Regions from separate parts of the Homo sapiens genome. Here region 2 is linked to region 1. A link is a loop called in an ENCODE intact Hi-C map of the cell type or tissue named here. Cell type or tissue: GM12878. All regions are shown on one strand. Each heading gives the region's core, and the rest is flanking DNA. Links, peaks and the distances in the headings are about the cores only.

Region 1 (6,354 bases), core at 823-5,822:
ATTTTGCTGGATAAACCCAAGTTAGGAGGTTTTGTTATCTCATCACTTTCCAGCAGTTTTTGTAGTGTGAAGACTTTTTCAGCATACATTTTTCTGAAAAAAACAGATGAGAAGGGGAGCCCACACATGAAGGCTTCAGCCCAAAATGTTCAGAGTAAGGAACCAAGGAAAGGGTTCCTGTAGAGGGATTGCTATGGCTTTGTTTCCTACAAGCTTCTCCTCTGCTGAGAGGAAGCCCACAAACTGCAGGGAATCTGACTTTCTCCAGGAATGAAAGGCTATGTTTGATCTTGGGGTGGGGACTGGCCTGGGGAGGACAACCATTTCCTGCAGTCTCACAAACCACCGGAATCTTCTTCTCTGTGGATTTAATTAGATCCAATACTTAGTAAACGATCATATTTCCAGCCCTAAACCTTACAAATTGGTCTTGAGCTATATACAATGATGGCGACAAATGTTTCCTGGGGGTTGAGGGTGGGAGGTGGGGGTAGGAAACACACACACACAAAAACCCCACAACAACATTTTTTTCTTTTTCTTTCTTTTTTTTTCTTTTTTCTTTTTTTTTTTTTTGAGACAGAGTCTCACTCTGTCGCCCAGGTTGGAGTGCAGTGGCTCGATCTCACTGCAACCTCTGCCTCCTGGGCTCAAGCGATTTTCCCACCTCAGCCTCCTGAGTAGGTGGAATTACAGGTGTGCACCACCACACCCGGCTAATTTTTGTATTTTTAGTAGAGATGGTTTTTGCCATGTTGGCCAGGCTGCTCCTGAACTCCTGACCTCAAGTGATCTGCCCACCTCGGCCTCCCAAAGTGCTGGGATTACAGATGTGAGCCATCATGCCTGGCCAAGAAAACAATGTTCTGATTTAAAGGAACTGGAGTGGTAGGTTTTTTTCTTTTTTTCCCCCCAATCTTGATTTTCACCAACGTTTTTACTGTGGAGGTTTAGGTCATGTGATTAACCATGTGATTAACTCAGATTTAGACCATTCTGAGAAAGCTTTTGCAGTGGGAATACTGTCCTGTTCATAATAAGCACAACAAAAAACTTACAGATATATTTATATAAAGGAAAAACCAAAATAGGTGTAGGGTAACATTGAAAGCTTAATGCTTGCACAAAAGTCCTCTTTGTTTAAGTTTCTTTTTAAAAATGAACTCACAAAAAAGGTGCAAAAATTAATACTGTGTCCTGGTCCTAAGCTTGAGGCAGATCCTGCATCTTCAATTTAATCTTCTTTTGTGTTCCTTATTCACCCCAGTGATTAGAGGTGGCCTTAAATTTCAGCACTTAAGTGGTGCTTCATGACTTCTTGAACAGGTTAAATAAATAATATCTATATCCCCCAAATTTAACATGACGTGTTGTTAAATGAAGAAGAGAATGAACTATTATCCTTTGTATTTGAAGATTATTCTACTCATGGTGATCACTGATCATGTGTGCAAGCTAGAAAAAGATGTGAATGACCTGCTCCTTTTCATGCTGTAATCGAAGGAGGTCTGGGCTAATTTTCAACTCTGCCCTCAAGATCCTTCTTTACATGTTATCTTAATACTAATGTCACAATAATACTACTACTGCTACTTATAACAATAGTGATCATGATGATGCTGCCACCAACAACAGTATAATAGTAGGAGACTTAATACCCAATATTCTTGTTGGATCTTTTATCAAAATACTGTGATATGGGCAAGGATGTTATTGCCCCTATTTTCCGAACGTTGGACACCGTGGTCATCTGTCTTTTACTGTTCTCAAGAATATTTAAATTAAAATGGAAAAACACCTATTTAATTCACTTTAAATATTAGTAAAATAATATCTTTGCATTGTTCAAATTCTGTCTTAAGTGACTGACTGGTTTTCTTCTATTTGTTTCCATCCTCAAATGATACCTTTCCATCCACAAAAGACTGAACCAAAGACACAGCTCCCATTTTCCTATTCGTTTTTTCATATGGAAGTTTAATGGTGATTTTATTCCAAACCTTGCACAAACATAAATACTGCATTAAAGGAAGATGAATTTATTTTGACCTTTACTGAAAATGCACTGTGAAACAAAGCACTTAAGCATTTATAGCCTGTTAGACACTCACATTACCCACTTCCATGTAGATAAGAAAGTCTTTCCCAGCAAAAGTAATGTTCACAAGCAGAGCAGTTTTACGGGGCACTTAACTGCAAAGCCAGATATTATCATGTTCTTCACTATGAGTCTGTTTTGCTTGGTTTTATGCATCTAAGATCTATAGAAATTAAGGGAGTATCTAAAAATGTTACATTCAAGAATCATAGAGGATGACTTTTTTTGATGGGTTTTGATGAAAATACAGGATATCTGCAACAAAATACTTGGGGAAAAACATTATTTATTAGAAAGGAGATGGAGTGTTTGGGGATTTTGTTTGGTTTCTTTTGAACTAGTTTCTCCCATCTCCCTCCTGTAAAGAAATTGGTGGCATTGTTTCAGTAATTTTTGGTTAAAAGTGGGTTCCACTTCTATTTATAATTATTAACATAACCTGTCCCCTTAAAATAGACCACCCTTTCTTTGCATGGGCAGAAATGAGTATTTTGTGCATTTTATTTTTTGCCATGATCCTTCTCCTTTAGTCATAAGCCTCTGACTGCAGAGCTATTTCCTCCATCTAGATTCTTGTGTCAGAGAGTTGAGATGTTAAACCACAGCAACCATGAAACTTTAAAATCTCTGATGCATGATGAATGGGTGCTGGGCAAAGCAGCTTAAAATCTATGCTTTTGCTTCTCTTTAAACACTTTAAATTGACAGCGCCATAGATCAAACATTTTTACTGAGAGGAGAAGCTTTGGCAATTTAACTTAAACAAGTGCAGAGTTACCATCATCTCAAGACCTCACCCCTCCACAATTACCCCTTCCACCTAGCAGATTGGGTACATTTCTCATTGAGAGCAAGTGTGTGTGTGTGTGTGTGTGTGTGTGTGTGCGCTCGCGCGCGCGCAGTTATGCTACAGGGCAGCGGCCTGTAACCGGGCGGGTATAACACCCCATGCAACTTCCCCCACCGACCCCCATCCCACCCAGTCTCACCCCCAAGGAGGTTAGCCGGGGGATTCCGCCCGCGGCCCGGGACGTCGCGGAGCATGCGCCATGGTCCCGCCTCCGCCCACCGTTACCACAGCCTTCCACCTCCCCTCTCTCCTCATCCTCCTCCTCCTCCTCTCCCTCCCCACCCCCCTCCTGGAGCAGCGAAGTTGGCGCGCTGCCCATTCAGGCGTTCAGCGTCAGCTCCTCAGGGATCAGCAGGCAAAGTCACAGTCTGCACAAACAGAGCTTTCAAATTCATAAAATTCATAGGATTTTTCACAAATGAATGAACACAATTTTCTACCAATTTCCTCATTATGCAAATATGCAAAATATCAAATTTAGGCCAATTAGGGTCCTCCACAGTCCCAAATTCACCCGTTTAAGCCATAATTGCAGAAACTATCAAATAATTACGGTCGCTAATTGGAAATATTTGTGACAGATACAACAAATTCTTGCACAAATTACATTTCATTCGAGGAACCACTGCGCGCCACTGAAATTTTATCGAAGTCTAATTTAACTTACATAATGAGTTGAATTGAGTACTTGTTATCAAATTTGAGCAATTCATAGCCCCGTAATGTGGAATGATCAAATAAATTAAAAGGGAATTTATTCAATATTTTGTTGTGATCCTTTTCTCGGAACCATTGCTATTTTGCAGGGAATTTCCTCCTCCCGCGGCCCGGGGCGGGTGCCTGGTGTCACTGAAGCCCCGGCGGTGCCCGCGGCGGCGGCGCGAGGAGGCTGCGGGTGGCGGGGAGCCGGGAGCCGGGAGCCGGGAGCGAGAGTGCAGAACCCCAGCTCCGAACCGCAGCAGCCTCCGCGCCGCGAGCGACCGGGCTGACGCCCTGTCGGCGTCCAGCTCCGCAAGCCCCGGGCTGTCGGAGGCCCGCTCGGGCCCTTTGCTTTGTTTTCATTAATTGGGTGGAGGGGTCACCGAACACTTCCGGGTGAAGCAAGGGGGAGTCCTAGAAAGGATTTGACTTCTGGAAGTGTAAACACACGCGCGCGCACTTGCACACGCGCCTACACACGCACTTCTCGCGCGTGCACACACGCACACATGCACGCCGCGCACACCCACACCACACACGCACACGCCACATAGACACTTGATCACACGCGCACACGCCACGTGCAGGCACACACATTGTCCCTCTTACACACCCACCACACAGACACACACCCACATACACGCGCGCGCGCGCACGGGACCGCCCGCACCTCGCGCCGGCCTGTAAAAGCCTTGCTGGAGTAGAGCAGAAGCGCGCCCCCTCGGAGTTCCTCTCTCCTGAGCCGGCCTGCCAAGGGTTAACTGCTGGATGGAGGGTCCTGCGATGGTCGCGCGCACAGTGTCCCACGGGCACAGTCACACATAGACACACACATACACACACTCTGGGAGAGGGAACGCGCACTCGCGCTCCCTGGCCTTTGTGTGTGTCCTCGGGAGAGGTCCAACTCCGAGTAATTGAATGGCACTCTAACCAGTAGTCTAAACCCTCCCTGACACGCGAATCCACGCGGCCCCTCTGCACGCATGTCCCTCGCGTGCGGCAAACACACGGGCTGCCGGGATCACCCTCTCCCGAAGGTCAGCCTTGCAGAGAGGGCATTCATTTTCACTTTGCACAGTCGCGCAACACACTCACTAGCACATTTTTTTCCAACTGCCTGTGGCCTCGTTGGCGGGTTATAAATGTCTCCTTCTCCCTGTGATTTGTTTAATCCGTGGAAATGGTGCTGGTCCTATGTAAACAAGCCAAGTGCGGAATGAAGGCAGTCACCCATGCGTGGCCAGCCTGCCTATTTGTCAGAAAACCTTCATAAATACTGAGCTGGGGCTGGGCAAGGATGTGATGTCTCCATTTTTGCCAGGAAAGGGCACGAGGAAGACAAAGCGAGGCACGGCAGCGTGTAACCTTTAAGGGACAGATAGTCTGGGAGCTCGGAGGAAGCTCTTGGGCTAAGTCAATGAGGGAAAATGACGGATGCGGGGCTGACTGCGCGCCTGGCGTCGGCTGGGCGGGAGGAGACAAGGCCCGGGCGTTTTTATACCAGGGAGCACACAGATAAGGGCCACATTGCCTCAGGCCGGGCCCGCGAGCCCGAGGCCTTATGAGGCCTTACGGCTGGGCCAGAGTTGCTTCTTGAGAAGCGAATCTCAGACACCCGCAGGTCTGCAGGCGCACCACCCCTCCTAGTAAACCCGTCCAAATATTTTATTTCCAACCTCACCTGGTTTCATTCAAAGCAAATTCCTGGTGTCCCGGGCAGGTAGACATGGAGCAGAGCTGCGGACCCATCTCTCGATTTGTCAAAACGTCCGTGGGTGACCTGTCCAAGCTCTGTTTGCCCACCCCTAGACTTATGATCCAGCTCCCAAACCTGCGCTTTTTTTTTTAAAGAACAATGCATATGTGGCTAATTACACACTCCTAACAAAAGCAGTAATTACCGCCTGTAATTATCATCGTCCTTATTTAGAAAAAATGTGAGAAAATGTTGAATATTAAAACATGAAAGCAGCTATTAATCAAACCTTTACACCTTCTTTAACTCAGGCGTAATGGTGGGTATTATCATAAATCTACTCTGATAGTAACACAAGAATAATGAGTTCAGTAATGATAGCGATGATGATCATAATGATTTTAACCAACAAAGAATGGTGTAGATTTATTGCTAATAATGTGGTACAGGAACCTCTTTCATTAAAATTACCTATGTGTGTTCTCCTCGCTGGGGTAACCTGCATGTGTGTGTGTGTGTGTCTGTGTGTGTCTGTGTGGGGTGTTGCCACCTTCCTCTGTGGCTAAAGATCAAAGCTGGTTGTTTGCAGCGTATTGACCTCTCTCTGGAAAGCCTTTATCTGAGTCTCTGTCTGGACACAGGGTCCTCCCTTCTCCCCTCAGAAGAATCTAGTTCAGAGACTCTTAGAGGGGTGGAGTGGATGCGGGAGGCCTAGGGCCTGGAGAGAAAGCATTTTGTGGGGCAGGCCTCCTCCTCCAATCTACCCAACTCCTCACCCCTGCACCCTCTCCAGAGAAGGTCACTGTGGGGGAGTGGAGGATGGCATTGGCTATGGTAGATCTTCCAGGTCACAGTCTCAGAAAAGGGGCCGGGTTGGTTTGGGGCTTTGATTGATACAATGAAAAGAGGAGGGGGATAAGGATTCAACCCTTGAGACTCCAGCTTTAAACTTTGTTTTCTCTTCCAAAGTAAAGGGAAGCGCTCCAGGTAGCCTAGGGCCTACGCTTA
Region 2 (6,062 bases), core at 825-5,824, 85 kb before region 1:
AGGTGACTCTTGTACAATTCCTATAGGATGGGAGCGTTGAAGATATTTACTGAGTGCACCTATAACACATTTTCGTGCAAGCCTTTTAATGGAGGCTGTTTATTTTTACCGGGCTTGTTTAGTTAGGACCTAGGTTTTCTGATTCTTTGTTCTGTGCCACTTTCATAAACAGGTCAACCCATAGAGACAGAAAGAAGTCTATTACTGTTTTCAAGAATTGAGATGCCTAGTATAAAATTAGCCTCTCAAACAGGAGGCGTTTAAGACCTTTAGACATTTAAGACTTTTAGATTCATTGTAATGAAACTGTGAAACACCAAAGTCAAAAAGAAAATATTTAATGAGTTCAGAGAAAAGAAGATAGGTAACTTATAAAGGAACTACATTTAGACTTGCTGACTTCTTTATAGCAACAATAAAAATCATAAGAAAATTAATAATATAGTCAAAGTGCTCAGAAAAATAACTGTCAACCAAGAACTCTGCATTCAGCTAAGTTATCATACAATAGTGAGAGAAAAATGAAAATGTTTTTAGACAAACCCTGAGAGCATATTTTACCAATAGATCCTCAGTGAATAAGAAAATTGAATCCAGAAGGAAGAATTGAGATGAAAGAATAGGAAGCAGGGCTGGGCACAGTGGCTCACACCTGTAATCTCAGCACTTTGGGAGGCTGAGATGAGCCTGAGGTCAGGAGTTCGAGACCAGCCTGCCTAACATGGTGAAATATCGTTTCTACTAAAAATACAAAAAATTAGCCAGGCGTGGTGGTGCTCGCCTGTAATCCCAGCTATTCTGGAGGCTGAGGCAGGAGAATTGCTTGAACCTGGGAGGCGGAGGTTGCAGTGAGCTGAGATTGCACCATCGCACTCCAGCCTGGGCAACAAGAGCGAAACTCCATCTCAAAAAGAAAAAAAAAAAAAAGGAAGCAAATAAATATGTGAATGAGTCCAAAGAATAACTGACATAAAGCAACAGCAACAATAGTAATTTACTGGGGATTAAAAAAAAAAACTAAATTTAAAATATTGAACAGCAGGTATATGGAAAGCAGGAGGGGATTACTTGAAGTTAAAGTGTCCCTTTTTTTTTTTTTTTCTTGAGATGGAGCCTGGAGTGCAATGGCGCCATCTCATCTCACTGCAACCTCCACCTTTCGGGTATTTTGGGTTCAAGTGATTCTCCTACCTCAGCCTCCCGAGTAGCTGGGACTACAGGTCCCAGCTCACCCAGCTAATTTTTGTATTTTTAGTAGAGACAGGGTTCACCATGTTGGCCAGGCTGGTCTCAAACTCCTGACCTCCGGTGATACGCTCATCTCAGCCTCCCAAAGTGCTGGCATTCCAGGCGTGAGCCACGGCGCCTGGCCTGTAGGTAAAGGGTTCTAAGCTCCATGACTTGTTGAGGAGGCAGAATAGATAGTGATTAACTTTAGATTTTGGTAAGCACATGGGCCAAATTTTTAAGAATAATAACTATTCTTAAAGCTTGTTGAGATTTTGTTACATATTCATGTTATTCAAAATTTTTAAAAAATAACCTCTATAAATGCCTACTGATGCTGATACAACTTCCAAAACCAGGGCACTTGGGGAAGAGAAGGAGGGAGAGGGAAGGAAGGCAAAGAAACTTCAACCCATCTGCCAGAATGCAGGAAAGAAAAGAAGAGAGAGAGAAAAATAGGATAAAAGAGAGTGTAGAATAAGATGGTAGAAATAATTTCAAACATATTAGTAATATGTGTATGTAATTTGCCTAAACTTGCCAATTCAAAGAAATTATTAGACTGAATTTTAAAAATCTAGCTGTATTTTGCTTATAACAGACAAATCAAAATTATTAGGAAACAGTAAGACTAAAAGTAAAAGACTAGGGGAAAAAAGTTGGTAGCTTCATTATTACCAAACAAAATAGACTTCAAGGCAAAAAGTATTATTAGAGAAGACATATGGACACAGTGTGTGGAACCAGACATTTGAAAAGCTGTCGTATCATGTGAAAGAGAGATTCTACATCAAAAACACACTCACATGATTTTGTATGGCTCAAAAGGACAGAACAAAAGGTAGAAATTATAGAGGCAGGTATTGACGCAATGTGTTGGAAAGAGCTTTCTGACAATTAGCTCTCTGCAATGAAAGTTCTGTTTCTGAAGGTATTTGGGCTGTGGCTGTGGATGCATGAGCAGAGCTAGACAGATTGTGTCCAAATTTGTGCATTAGAATCACCTGGAGAGCTTTTTAAAAACATATTTCATGGCTTCTTTCCAGACTTAATGAGAAGATTCTACACCCTAGGGATCTGCTTTTGAAATGCACCCCAGGTGATTTTGATGTAGCTAGCTCAGAACTGATCCGTGGAATAGCATTTGGGAACGCTGGCCAGATGACTCCTAAAGATTCCAGTAGCTGTGATGTTTAGTAATTTAATAATGCCTTGCTGGACATTTACCTGTGAACTAGAGAGATTACTAGAAACTGGAGAGGTGACATCATGGTTTTCAGGGTACAGAATAATGGAGGCTAAGAATATCTGCAGTTTGTTGTAACTGGGTGAACAGCCCATGTGCTTTCTCCACCGTTCACAAGCTTTTCAGAGATGTTGGTAAAGATGATGGAAATTAACATTCTACTCAGAACAAATGGCCTAAGAGGTCCAACATGACTTACTGTTTACATCTCCGACACCCTCATTTTCATTATGGAGAGACTCTGTTACATGTCTAGTGGCCCGGAGCACTGTGTCTCAAACTTTTCCTGAGCACACGGATTACCTGAGAATCTTGGTAAAATGCAGATTCTGCTTCGGTTGAACTGGGGAGGGATATGCATCTCTAACAAAGCTTTCATTTCTTTTTTTTTTTTTTTTTAATTTCATTCCCTTCTATTCTAACAAAGCTTTCTATCTTCTCAATTTATCACTCAGTATTCAGGAACCTTCTTTTTCTTTAGACAAGATAAAGAGAGAAGTTCTCTGGTCTCCCAATGACCCTTTACCTCCTTATTCTAAATGATCATTTTGTCTTCCTTTTGCTGTGAACTGATAAGTAGAAGAGGCTGGAAACAGTGCTATGGGGATTGGGTTTTGCAAGAGATACGGGAGTCAGAACAAAATTTCAGAGCTGAGAATGGTGACATCTTAAGAGCTTAGACTTCTATTCCTACCCAGAGCAGGATAGAAGCCCTTCCTGGCCTGTCAAAAGACCGGCATTCTCCCCTCAGAATGAACTTCTTTGTTTCGTTTTGAAAGTTTCTGTTCTTTCATAAGTCACTTAATCTTCCTGAGGCTGTTTTTCCCCTGAGAAATGCTAATTAGATTTTCATGTGCTTTATAATTTATTATTATTTTTCATTAAGGTAAAATTCATATAACAAAATTTACCACTTTGAAGTGTACAATTCAGTGGCATTTAGTACACTTACAATGTTGGGCAAGAGCCACCTCTATCTAGTTCCAAAACATTTTTATCACCCCAAAAGAAAACCCTGTACTAAGCAGTCACCCCCTCTTCCTGCTTCTTCCTAGCCTCTGGCTACCACCAATCTGCTTTCTGCCTCTATGGATTGACCTACTTTGAGTATTTCATATAAATGGGATCATATAATATGTGATCTTGTGTGTCTTGCTTCTTTCACTTAGCATAATGTTTTCTGGGTTCAGCCACACTGTAGCATGTTTCAATACTTTGTTCCTCTTTTTTCTGAGACGGAGTCTCACTTTGTTGCCCAGGCTGGAGTGCAGTGGCACAATCTCGGCTCACTGCAACCTCCACCTTTCAGGTTCAAGCAACTCTCCTGCCTCAGCCTCCAAGTAGCTGGGATTGCAGGTGCACGCCACCACCTCACCCAGCTAATGTTTATATTTTTTAGCAGAGACAGGGTTTCACCATGTTGGCCAAGCTAGTCTTGAACTCCTAACCGCAAATCATCTGCCAGTCTCAGCCTCCCAAAATGCTGAAATTACAGGCATGAGCCACTGCGCCTGGCCCATTCCTCTTTATGGTTGACAAATATCCTATTGTCTGGATATACCACATTTTGTTTATCCATTCGTCTGTTGCTAGAGATTTTGGTGTTTTCACCTTTTGGCTATTGTGAATAGTGCTGATAGAAACATTCATGTACAAGTATTAGTTTGAGTAACTATCTTCATAATTTATTATTTTTAAATGTACCACCTCATTTGTTTTTCAAGTTAGGTTGAGAACAAGAAGTATTTTACTGACAAAAAACAAGCTCAGAGTGATTTGCTCAAGATTTCAAAGGTAGTAAGCAACCAAGAAAGTCAAAACTCCTGACAGAAACTCCAGTGCCCTTTCAACTTATACCACAGCTGTCTCAGCTGGCTTGAGAGTCAAAAAGGAGAATGTCTGCAAAAATGATTAGCAGGCTGTAAAGCACTGTGTATATAAGGTGGTGTTCGTAGTTAGTCTTTGATATGCCAACTGACGCTATGGGAGCAGTTTCCCTAGCGGGAGGTCAGCATGTGCTGTCTCTATTATGGCCAGAAGAGAGATTTTAGAATTGCAAAAGGTATAACAGAGTGGTTGGACACCAGCAAAGGAGTTTGACAAGGCTGTCACATCTGTTCAATATTTCTACTGAAATAATCATGGGTATTGCTGTTGATGGTTACCATAGTGGTATTAAGGTTGGCAGAAGGAGATGATGTAATCTCGAGTATGCTGATGACATCCTGGCTGCTGAGTCTGTGGTTTCTGCACCAGAAGAGCTGGCGCCTTGGACTGGGGATGATTTAGACGCCGATACTGGCAGCTGAGAAGCAGAATATTTTAGCAGCAGCACAAACTGGAAGTGAATAAGAAAAGCAAGTGAAGGGTTACGCTGCCATAGTTTATGATAGGTAGTGAGAGCCACAACCCTCTCGCCTGTAAAAGAGGAGAGCAAATGGCCTAGTAAGCATTCATGAGGGGTGATCCAGAGCATAAAATGTCGCTGTGGCCTCACCCTATCTTGCCATAGACCTTTTCTTGGTTCTAATTTAGACCCAGTGTCTGATTAGTATGAAATAGCTGTTAGCTGAGCCTCAATTTGCAGACTTTTACCAAAGGAAGAGATGAAGAGCAACATGGAAGTGTGGCTACTGTCAAGCTGAGTTAAACCCAGAGTGATGACGACAATATCTTGGTGAAGGAGAAGAATGACAACAGGCTGAAAGAAAGCATCATCTGTTTCCAGAATCCTGGAACACTTCCTGCTGAAATAACTCATTCTGTGTGTCTTCATTTTCTGACAAGCAAATCTTGAAGAACAGAACTGGCATTCGTCAGGGCAAACACTAGAAGTATGCGGGTCTCCAGAAGGATCTGTGACAGGGCTTGTGAAAACTGTGTTTTTGAAGAATTCATCGTCATGTGAAAGTTCTTAGAATCTTCTTTGAAATAAAAATAGATCTTTATACCAAAATGTTCTTATGATTTTGAAAATAACACCCACTCATTGCTGAAACGTACTGAAATATGTGAAAGATAAGAGGAACAAATCATGCTATTTTCACAATTAAGAAATAATTAATGTTATGCCTTATTTTTTTCCAATATTTTATCTGTCTACATTTATTTTCTATGTATTTGGGAACCTACTTTATGTTCAATTGGTTTTCTGCTTTTAAAAATTTCACGTTTGTACATGGTATATTTCTGGCTGCTTCTCTGGATCCAAGGGTCATTCTGGGCTTTGGATTTCCTGTAGAATGGCTGTAATATTCCAGTTAGAGCCGAGGAAACTCGAAGCCTGGACTTGTCCATTCTATTAAGATAGGACATGAGGCCCGGCGCAGCGGCTCACGCCTGTAATTCCAGCACTTTGGGAGGCCGAGGTGGGTGGATCACTTGAGATCGGGAGTTCAAGACCAGCCTGGCCCCGTCTCTACTAAAAATACACAAATCAGCTAGGCATAGTGGTGGTCACTTGTAATCCCAGCTACTCAGGAGGCTGAGACAGGGGAATCACTGGAACCTGAGAGGTGGACTTCGCAGTGAGCCGAGATCTCCCCACTGCACTCCAGCCTGGGCAGCAGAGCGAGACTCCATCTCAAAA

What was found. A loop is a pair of places that touch in the nucleus more often than their neighbours do. Peaks named below come from ENCODE experiments on the same cell type or tissue, not always from the same donor. Only the 100,000 strongest peaks of a DNase experiment are listed, where the experiment ranks them.
Region 2: a loop joins it to region 1, with 2.3 times the contacts of the local background. A loop is called at or near these places in 3 of 110 quality-filtered maps.

The regions. Positions count from the first base shown.
Region 1 is chr5:77,849,505-77,855,858 of GRCh38, reverse strand. No RefSeq gene overlaps it. Among named protein-coding and RNA genes, the nearest start is that of TBCA, 76 kb to the right of the region's middle. RefSeq lists enhancers at 3,643-4,150, 4,151-4,660. In GM12878, for the core only: no CTCF peak of the experiment used is centred there; DNase peaks (open chromatin) are centred at 2,212 and 2,938; H3K4me3 peaks cover 2,373 bases; H3K27ac peaks cover 2,266 bases.
Region 2 is chr5:77,934,857-77,940,918 of GRCh38, reverse strand. The region is part of intron 1 of LOC101929154 (a long non-coding RNA gene); the gene reads right to left. Among named protein-coding and RNA genes, the nearest start is that of TBCA, 160 kb to the right of the region's middle. RefSeq lists silencers at 3,622-3,791, 5,712-5,886. In GM12878, for the core only: no CTCF peak of the experiment used is centred there; DNase peaks (open chromatin) are centred at 3,228, 3,638 and 4,718; H3K4me3 peaks cover 941 bases; H3K27ac peaks cover 2,857 bases.